Linked DNA regions of Homo sapiens: region 1 is linked to region 2. A link is a contact called in ENCODE Hi-C or POLR2A ChIA-PET data. All regions are on one chromosome and are shown on one strand. Each heading gives the region's core, a stretch centred on a gene start or an enhancer-like site at or near the end of the contact. The rest is flanking DNA. Distances are from core to core; before and after follow the strand shown. Region 1 overlaps DGLUCY (D-glutamate cyclase). Region 2 has its middle 10 kb from the start of LINC02321.

What was found. Hi-C counts contacts between places; a loop is a spot of excess contacts on that map. ChIA-PET counts read pairs that join two places held with the same protein, here RNA polymerase II (POLR2A).
Region 1: a map of astrocyte of the cerebellum shows a loop between it and region 2 (4-fold over the local background). The contact joins two enhancer-like sites. A Hi-C loop is called at or near these places in 1 of 168 maps with a recorded cell type or tissue (astrocyte of the cerebellum). POLR2A ChIA-PET finds 5 or more read pairs at or near these places in 3 of 52 experiments (A673, Caco-2 and GM12878).

What each region holds. Positions count from the first base shown.
Region 1 is chr14:91,167,963-91,172,918 of GRCh38, forward strand. DGLUCY (D-glutamate cyclase) reads left to right here. Exons shown (of 14, transcript NM_001102368.3): 5 at 2,041-2,239. Among named protein-coding and RNA genes, the nearest start is that of SNORA11B, 44 kb to the left of the region's middle. Within about 2 kb of position 2,749, at least 14 of the 41 ENCODE cell types and tissues checked have a DNase peak (open chromatin) inside an H3K27ac peak, as active enhancers do.
Region 2 is chr14:90,836,363-90,840,860 of GRCh38, forward strand. No RefSeq gene overlaps it. Among named protein-coding and RNA genes, the nearest start is that of LINC02321, 10 kb to the left of the region's middle. Within about 2 kb of position 3,034, at least 19 of the 41 ENCODE cell types and tissues checked have a DNase peak (open chromatin) inside an H3K27ac peak, as active enhancers do.

The DNA.
Region 1 (4,956 bases), core at 1,499-3,998, 330 kb after region 2:
CTCCTCTTAAAACTCCTTCAGACTGGGTGCTGTGGTTCATGCCTGTAATCCCAGTACTTCGGGAGGCTGAGGCAGGAGGATGGCTTGAGCCCAGGAGTTTGAGACCAGCCTGGGCAACATAGGGAAGACCTGGTCTCTACAAATTTTTTTTTTAAAAATTAACTGGGCATAGCGGTGCACACCTGTGGTCCCAGCTACTCGGGAGGCTGAGGAGGATTGCTTGAGACCAGGAGGTTGAGGCTGCGGTGAGCCGAGATCATGTCACTGCACTCCAGCCTGGGCAACAGGGCAAGACCCTGTCTAAAATATATATATATAAAATAAAATAAAATTCTTCAGCATCTTCTTATGGCTTGGACCTCAGCCTGATCTCAAGCCCATGGTGACCTGGCCCCAGCTCAGTTTCTCCCCTGACCCCTGACACTCCAGTCATCCCCAGCCAGTTCCCGAGACAGAAAACCCCCCAGGAACATTCTGTCATGATCATTTTAGGACGGGAAGGTCCTTTGGAGACCCCATCTGGGCCCATGATTGTACCTTTACATTTTTCCCCGGTGCCTCCTGTGCTGCCAACTTGGAAACTCCTGGAGCCCATCCCCCAGTGGGCTTTCCACGTGCTGCTTCCTCTGCCTGGGTATGCCTTCTTCCTTGCCCAACTGGCAAACTCCTATTCATGCCTCAAGACCCAGCACCAAACTCCTCTGTGGAAGAGAATTGATTTCTTCCTTCTCTGTGTCACTCTACCTAGACGGTTGACATTCCTTGCTGTGTATTGCCAGTATGTGTTTTCAGTGAAGTCTCACCTATCAATTAGGGTTACGAGCTCTTTAAATGCTGGGATGGGATGGGCGCGGTGGCTCACGCCTGTAATCCCAGCACTTTGGGAGGCCAAGGAGAGCAGATCACCTGAGATCAGGAATTCGAGACCAGCCTGGCCAACGCGGTGAAACGCTGTCTCTACTAAAAATACAGAAATTAGCCGGGCATGGTGGTTCGGGCCTATGATCTCAGCTATTTGGGAGGCTGAGGTGGGAGAATCACTTGAACCTGGGAGGCAGAGGTTGCAGTGAGCCGAGGTTGCACCACTGCACTCCAGGCTGGGCAACAGAGCAAGACTCTGTCTCAAAAAAAAAATAAATAAATAAAAAACATTAAAAAAAGAAAAAAAGACTGGGACAGTGTCCTCTCCATTACTCTAGCCCCATCGCCCAGCATGTGCCCGGCATGAAGGCATGGCTCAGTAAAAGAGTTTGGAGTGGGTAAAGAATAAGCTTGTAACCAAAGAAGTCTTTCAACCCTACAGAAGAGTTTCCTTTAAGGGAAGAGAAAGGCCTCACCCACTACTGGCACTGAGAGGTTCCCCAAGACACATATTCTCTGTCCCCTTTGGGCTACTGGTCCTACCTCTATAGCAGAGAGGCCACCATTTACTTTTCTTCTTCTTCTTTTTTTTTTTTTTTCTTTGAGGCAGTCTCACTCTGTTGCCCAGGCTGGAGTAGTGCAGTGGCACGATCTCGGCTCACTACAACCTCCACCTCCCAGGTTCAAGCGATTCTCCTGCTTCAGCCTCCTGAGTAGCTGAGATTACAGCTGTGTACCACCATGCCTGGCTAGTTTTTGTATTTTTAGTATAGACGGGGTTTCACCTTGTTGCCCAGGCTTGTCTTGAACTCCGGAGTTCAAGTGATCTGCCCGCCTCGGCCTCCCAAAGTGCTGGGATTACAGTCATGAGCCACCGTGCCTGGCCACCATTTACTTTTCTCGGTGGTTTGGCTTGTTTTGGCTTGCGGGTATAGGAGACACACTGGGTGGGAGGTGGGGGTACGTTCTATACGTGCTGATTTAATCGTTTCCGATCTGGGGACATTTGAAGGATGCCAGCAAGGCCCCCTGCTGAAAACTATGCTCCCTACCCTGGTGCCAGGGCTGAAAATTTCAGCACTAGACATCCTCTTCTCTCTCCGCAGTCCTTCTATAATGTATTATCAGGGGCCACAGTGAGAGTCTGGGGCCCTCCCAGCTTTCCCCTTATGTCCCCAGGATGGGCCATCCCCAGTTCTGGAAATACGAGTTCGGTGCCTGCACCGGCAGCCTGGCTTCGCTGGAGCAGTACTCGGAGCAGCTGAAGGACATGGTGGCCTTCTTCCTGGGCTGCAGCTTCTCCCTGGAGGAGGCCTTGGAGAAAGCGGGGCTCCCCAGAAGAGACCCAGCAGGTCACAGCCAGGCGGGTGCATACAAGGTAGGGACACAGCCCACAGCCCACAAGGGCAGAATGGCCTGAAGATGCAGATCAACTTACATATTCCTGGGGTGGGGAGAACATGGGCACGGGAGGTGGAAAACCTAAGCTCCAGCCCCAGCTCAGCCATTTCTAGCTGTGCAACCCAGGAGAAATGATCAATCTCTCTGAGCCAGCCTCGGTCCCACTCACCTCTGGGACCACTGTGAGCACCCAGTGTGGCCCTTCTTCATGGTTCAGTGCTGTAAACCAAACCTGCTTGGGATTTCTCTGGCTCCTTTAACTTCAGGCACCTCAGCGAGATTTTTAAAAATCCTCCCTGGCTCCGGTGAGCCTCAGCCAGGGGGAATGAGCCTGGCTCTCTCAATACCCAGGGATTTGTGGCAGAGCCTCGGCCAGGCAGTAGCTCCTGGGTCAGGTCTCTGTCCAGAAAGCTGGGTCATGTTCTTGGCCGGAGGTGGCCTCTGGCAGTCACAAACACAGCACAGCCGGCGTCTCTGGGACGTGCCTGCTGTGCCTCTCCCAGCCCCTACTTGTCAAGGTGAGTGCACTCGATTCCCTGGTTCCACAGACCCTTCCTGGACATCTGTTGGTAAAGTCTGAGAGTTCACTCTGCTCCATCAGTGGTCAGCCAGCATAAACAGCCAGGCTCCAGGTTTCTTTATTTATGGAGGACTTGGATCAGAGATTTTGTCTTGGACTCTGGGACATTTATTAAAATGTCTTGGTTTGGGCTCCTGCCAGAGAGGCCCCAGCTGCCTCTGATCAGCAACAAAGCTGCCCATAGTCTGTGCTGCCTTCATGGGTGAAGTGTGCCCGAGCGGTTCTCTTGAAGCTAGGGAAGGGTGGGGATGGGACCCCAGCCACTGGCAGGCACCCATGGCAGTCTCTGGCTCTGGAACACAGCACCCTTTGTAGGAGGTGGGAGCTGAGAGGGCCCCATGGCTCGTCACATGCAGATTCTCATTTTAGATGAGGAAACCGAGGTCTAAAGAGAGAAAAGGACTTGCCCAAGTCCCAAAGCCAGATGGGAACCTGGAACCCCTGGCTCCCATCTGTACAATGTCAATAACAGAGATGTGACAATTAAATGATGCTTTGCAGTCACAGGGTCTGCTGATATGGCAACTGTTTGTTGCCTACAAAGGTGCAAGTAAGTGTCCACAGTAAGTGCTCAACAGGGCTTCACTGACCCCGATGCTTATCAAATAGCTTTCAGTCTAATATCGACACCTCTGCCCCTGGGCTCCAGGGAGAGATGGCCAGACAGCCATCTGGGATTCCATTGGCCACCCCCAGACGGGATGTGTCTCAGCCTTGGGGAGGGCTGCCTGGCTCTGCCAGTGGCTCCAGCATGTCCCCTCTCCTGGGTGCTATTATGCAGACACTGCTGGCAGCCACACCGAGGTTCCATCCTGCTGCCGCCAGGGTGGTGATAGCAAGCTCTTTAGGTGGTGGCCAAGACTGTCACAGTGGATTATAGTCCTGGCCATGTCCTAAATCTTTCATAAGCTCTATTGCAGGCACCAGAAACCATTCAGGAGGTGGGGTGGGGGAGCGAAACACCAATAAAAGTCACACAGATCAAACCGGGCAACATCTGTTAAGGCAGGAGGCACCAGGCCGTGCTCCATGGGGTCTGGGGACAGGCTTGTTGCTTGTGTGGATTCAGGAGGCAGAGTGAACACCAGCTCCTCCTGTGATGTTCTCCCTTGCCTCCCTCTGCCCGTGATTCACCAGAGGCTGTTTACCTTTGGTCCATGGCCCTTGCAGTCCCTAGAGAAATTCAGAGGCTCCATGATATTGGATGGGAAAAAAAGTACGTTTTTCTTTTCCCTTCTTCCCTCCCTCCCTTCTTTATTTTATTTTATTTTTATTTTTATTTTTGACAGTTCTTGCTCAGTTGCCCAGGCTGGAGTGGTGCAGTGGCACAGTCACAGCTCACTGCAGCCTCAACCTCCTGGGTTCAAGAGATCCTCCCATCTCAGCCTCCCGAGTAGCTGGGACCATAGGCATGTGCCAGCACACCCAGCTAATTTATGGTTTTGGTTTTTTTTGGTAGAGACAGGGTTTCGCTGTATTGCCCAGGCTGGTCTTGAACTTCTGGGCTCAAGCGATCCAACCTTCTTGGCCTCCCAAAGTGCTGGTATTACAGGCATGAACCACTGTGCCCAGCCTCAATTTTATTTTCATAACCTCAACTCACATTTAGCATTTCCTTCAATTATGAATGTAGGCAGCAAATGGCTGTCATATCAGCAGACCCTGTGACTTCATGGCTGGCAACAGAAATCACAGATATCTTCATATCACGTTAGAGTTCTTCCTGATGTCTCAAAAATATCCTATATGCTGATCACTACTTCAAAGTTACAATGATAGTAGAACTGGCATCTTGTTTCTTAGGCTGCTACTGAGGAAGCATGCATATTGTCTCACATTTTTCCTTTTTTTTTTTTCTTTGAGATGGAGTCTTGCTCTGTCACCCAGGCCGGAGTGCAATGGTGTGATTTCGGCTCACTGCAATCTCCGCCTCCTGGGTTCAAGCCGTTCTCCTGCCTCAGCCTCCCGAGTAGCTGGGACTAGAGGCGCGTGCCACCATGCCCGGCGAACTTTTGTATTTTTAATAGAGATGGGGTTTCACCATGCTGGCCAGGCTGGTCTCGAACTCCTGACCTCGTGATCCGCCCACCTCGGCCTCCCAAGTGCTGGGATTA
Region 2 (4,498 bases), core at 1,784-4,283:
GGTGATCCAACCTCTAAAATCCCTGATCACGGTCTAACGCAGAAGCCCTGGCCCCCACTCTGGGAACCCAGGCCCAGGAGCGCCTTTGGGGTGGTTTGTTGTTCTCCTCTGCGGTCAGATCAGGGGCCCCCGTGTAGAAACCACAGCCCAAGCTACTTCCATTTACTTAGCAGCAGGGGAGTTTCCTTGGCTCCCAGAGGCACCCTGGGCTGGCCCTTAGGCCCTCTCTGAGATGGAGACCCTGGATGCCAGGGCACACGGGGGCATTTCTGGGCTGACGGGCTCTGAACTTGTGCCTGGGAAGGGGAAGTTTTCCCACAAGCCTTCTCTCTTCCTCTCCAAAATCTCAGGAAGCTACAGAGCCACCTTCTGACAAGGGAGGAGAGCTTGGTCAGCAGGGCCCAGCTGCGAGGGTGAAGTTGTGCCCAGCTGCGAGGGCGAAGGTGTGCCCAGCTGTGAGGGTGGAGGGGTGCCCTGTGAGGGCGGAGGGGTGCCCAGCTATGAGGGTGGAGGGGTGCCCTGTGAGGGTGGAGAAGTGCCCAGCTGTGAGGGTGGAGGGGTGCCCAGCTGTGAGGGTGGAGGGGTGCCCAGCTGTGAGGGCGGAGGGGTGCCCACCTGTGAGGGCGGAGGGGTGCCCACCTGTGAGGGCAGAGGGGTGCCCAGTGCGGGCAACTTCACCTTCATGATTAGCATTTGCACAGTGTGAGGGGTGCTGCTGAGCAGACAGAATCAGCTGAGACACCCACTCCTCCGTCAAGAAGCTGGGTTCTAGATCACCATACTCCTCCTGTGGGGCCTGTTTATTTGGGGTGTCTGTGTGCAAGGCTAGGAATGACGTCTCTGTCTTTCTCTAAGAAAAATTTCTAAATTAAAAAAGAAAGCCAAATACCACAATATGTCCAGGGTTGAGCCATCTCTGAGGGTCTTTTCTGCAGAATACAAGTAAGTCACTCTACAGTTCTGAGCCTCAGTTTTCTTGCTTGCAAAATATTTTTCAACCAGAAAATATCTCAGTGTAAGAGTGCCTGGACACCCCATGTTCCCTGGCGGCACCCCATCTCCGGCAGCAGCCAACTGTGCAATGTCCCCAGGAAACATCCACCTTCTAAAGGGCAGTCATCAGCGAACAGAGTTTTGTGTGGTTGAAGTTGTTCTTCAAGTACCTTTGGAATGAAAACTATGGTATCATGATGCATGAGTTGGCCAATTATTCTTCCCGACTCCTGAAAGTAGTTCAAGTTTGGTCTTTAGTTATTCAACACAGAAGCAGCACGATATGTTTATCTGTTCGAACAGAGGTTTTGATTTCACAGATGAAAGAGAAACGCTTGTTACTTCACATGCGGACTGCGAGATGTAGACTGGCTTGCCCTGATGGAAGACTTCTCAGAGAACATATATGGCCCCTAATTATAGTGGGCACGTCATCGCTTGAAAGTAAAGTGCACTGGGCCGGTGGTAACCCCAGCACTTTGTGAGGCCGAGGCAGGCGGATCACCTGAGATCAAGAGTTCGAGACCAGCCTGGCCAACATGGCAAAACCCCATCTCTACTAAAAATACAAAAAGTAGCCAGGTGTGGTGGCGCACGCCTGTAATCCCAGCTACTCAGGAGGCTGAGGCAGAAGAACTGCTTCAACCCGGGAGGAAGAGGCTGCAGTGAGCCAAGATCGCACCACTGCACTCCAGCCTGGGTGCTGGGTGACAGAGCGAGACTCCGTCTCAAATAAATAAATAGAAGGTAAGGTGCACCATTGATTGGGAGACAACACACAGGCTTTGATTGAGGCGGGGACTTGTGTTCTTTCCAGTTGTGAAGGGGACAGGCCGTGTGCTCCAGCATCAACAGACTAATGAAGTCAACACAAACTTGCTGCAGTTTCCATGCCTTTCTTCCTCCAGGATGGAAATTAATACCTGGCCTCTACTGAGCCCCTTTTCAAACTTTATCTCAGAAGAAAACCTTCACTTTTAGATGCCATGCCTTAACAGAATATGGCCAATTATTCCTTTACCCTGCATCACCACAGAGCAACACCCAGCACAGGGTGGGTGAAGGAGGGGTCAGAAACACAAAGCCAGTCTGAAATATTTAACTCTTTCCACTTTACCCTAGAGCACCAAGATGTTCTGAATGCTTTCAGTATTTTGGAAAGCTCTGCGCTTCCATTTTTTGTCTCTCGGATTTGATCAAACTCAATTCCATAAGCATTTATTATGCAGCTACCAAATGTTTGGGATGGCGCTGACCTCCCCTGTCCACCACCAAAGGAAACAAAAGTGGAGGAAAATGTCCCTGTCCTGGAGTTTGGGATCTGCTGGAAGACAAATGTCTTGTTAAAAAGCCAGACAAGGGGCTGGGCACGGTGGCTCACACCTGTAATCCCAACACTTTGGGAGGCCGAGGTGGGTGGATCACCTGAGGTCAGGAGTTTGAGACCAATCTGGCCAACATGGTGAAACCCCATCTCTACTAAAAATAAAAATAAAATAAAAATAAAAATTAGCCGGTCGTGGTGGCGGGTGCCTGTAATCCCAGCTACTTGGGAGCCTGAGGCACGAGAATCTCTTGAACCCGGGAGGCAGAGGTTGCAGTGAACCGAGAATATGCCATTGCACTCCAGCCTGGGTGACGAGAGTGAAACTCATCTCAAAAAAAAAAAAAAAAAAAAGGCAGACAAGGAACAGGCAGACCAGAAGCCCTGGGGGAGCGGCCACTGATTTTGCTTCTGCCCAGCGTCCAGTCTCCTGCCCTCGGCTTCTGCTCCCACTTTGCTTTGGAGAAATGACCTCAAACTAGCACATGATAAGTACCCGTCAAGGAGGAGGATGCACTGCCTTCCTCTAGTCAAGGCTGAGCATGTGACCCAGCCAGGCAGTTAGAACCCTTCCTCCCTGATATTTCAGTCTAGCCTGGAGAGACCTAGGGATGAAGGAAAAAGAAACTCAAACTTAAACACAGTCACTCACACGATTCCCTGCCCACTCACGCCGGATTAGATGTGTTCAGTACTGAGGACCAGATGAAACATCCATTTACTTTCCTTTCCCAGGCCCCAAGGGCCACCCAGGCCCTGCCCCTTCCAAGTCTGGGCTTTGTGCCTTCGGTCATTTGCCTCTCCCACTTCCTGTTGTCCATTCCCTTTTTGCTTAAGTTACTCAGTTAACTTTTTGCTTAAGTTACTTAAGTTAGTTTTTGTTGCTTTTGAACAAAGAACCTGAGGGAGACATCTGGTAAATGATTTTTATAACAATTGGAGTTGGAAAAGATTTGGGAGACTAAGAGAACTGTCCAGAGCCCAGACCCAGGCGGAGAAATGCTGGCCCTGGGGCGGAGAGCACAGAGAACAGAAGCAGTACTGCTCCCACTGTGCAGAGCACAGAAACCTATCTTTGTTTTCTTGGTTGGATGAACAGAGATCTTAATATCTCCTTTTTTTTTTTCTTTCCAGGGTCTTGCTTTGTTACTTAGGCTGGAGTGCAGTGGTGTGATCATGGCTCACTGCAGCCTCAACCTCCTGGGCTCAAGTTATCCTCCCACTTTAGCCTCCCAAGAAGCTGAGCCTGTAAGTGTGTGCCACCACACCTGGCTAATTTTTGTGTTTTTTGTAGAGACGGAGTTTGGCCATGTTGCTCAGGCTTTAATATCTCTTTGAAATGGTTTGGATGTTTGTCCCCTCCAAACCTCACGTTGAAATGTGACCCCCAGTGTGGGAGGTGGGGGCCTAGAGGGAGATGTGTAGCTCATGGGGAGGATCCCTCATGAATGGCTTGGTGCCACCCCTTGGTGATGAGCGAGTCTCACTCTGTTAGTTCATGTGACAGCTGGTTGTTTAAAAGAGCCTGGCACCTCCTCTCCCTCTTTCTCCTCTGCCCCCCTCTCCATGTGACACACCTACTCCCCCTTCATCTTCTGCTGCGATTTTTTTTTTTTTTTTTTGAGACAGAGTCTCACTCTGTCGCCCAGGCTGAAGAGCAATGGTGTGATCTCGGCTCACTGCAACCTCCACCTCCCGGGTTCAAGTGATTCTCGTGCCTCAGCCTCCCGAGTAGCTGGGATTACAGGCACCCACCACCATGCCAGGAGAATTTTTGTAATTTTATTACAGTTGGAGTTTCACCATATTGCCCAGGCTGGTCTCAAACTCCTGACCTCAGGTTATCCACCCACCTTGGCCTCCCAAAGTGCTGGTATTACAGGCATGAGCCACAGTGCCCAGCCTCTGCTGTGATTATAAGCTTCCTGAGATCCTCATCAGAAGCTGAGCATACTTCATGTATAGCTTGCACAACTGTGAGCCAAATAAACCTCTTTTCTATATAAATTACCCAGCTTCAGTATTCCTTTATAGAAACACAAAATGGACTAACATACCCTTCCTTGCTCTTCACTGATGTTTAATAACTCACTGCTCAGGGTAGGCCTGTGGACAAATTCAGTTTCACAGGTCACTCATTCTGCCAGGCCCACGTGCCCCAAAGGCCTGATGGATGGCAGG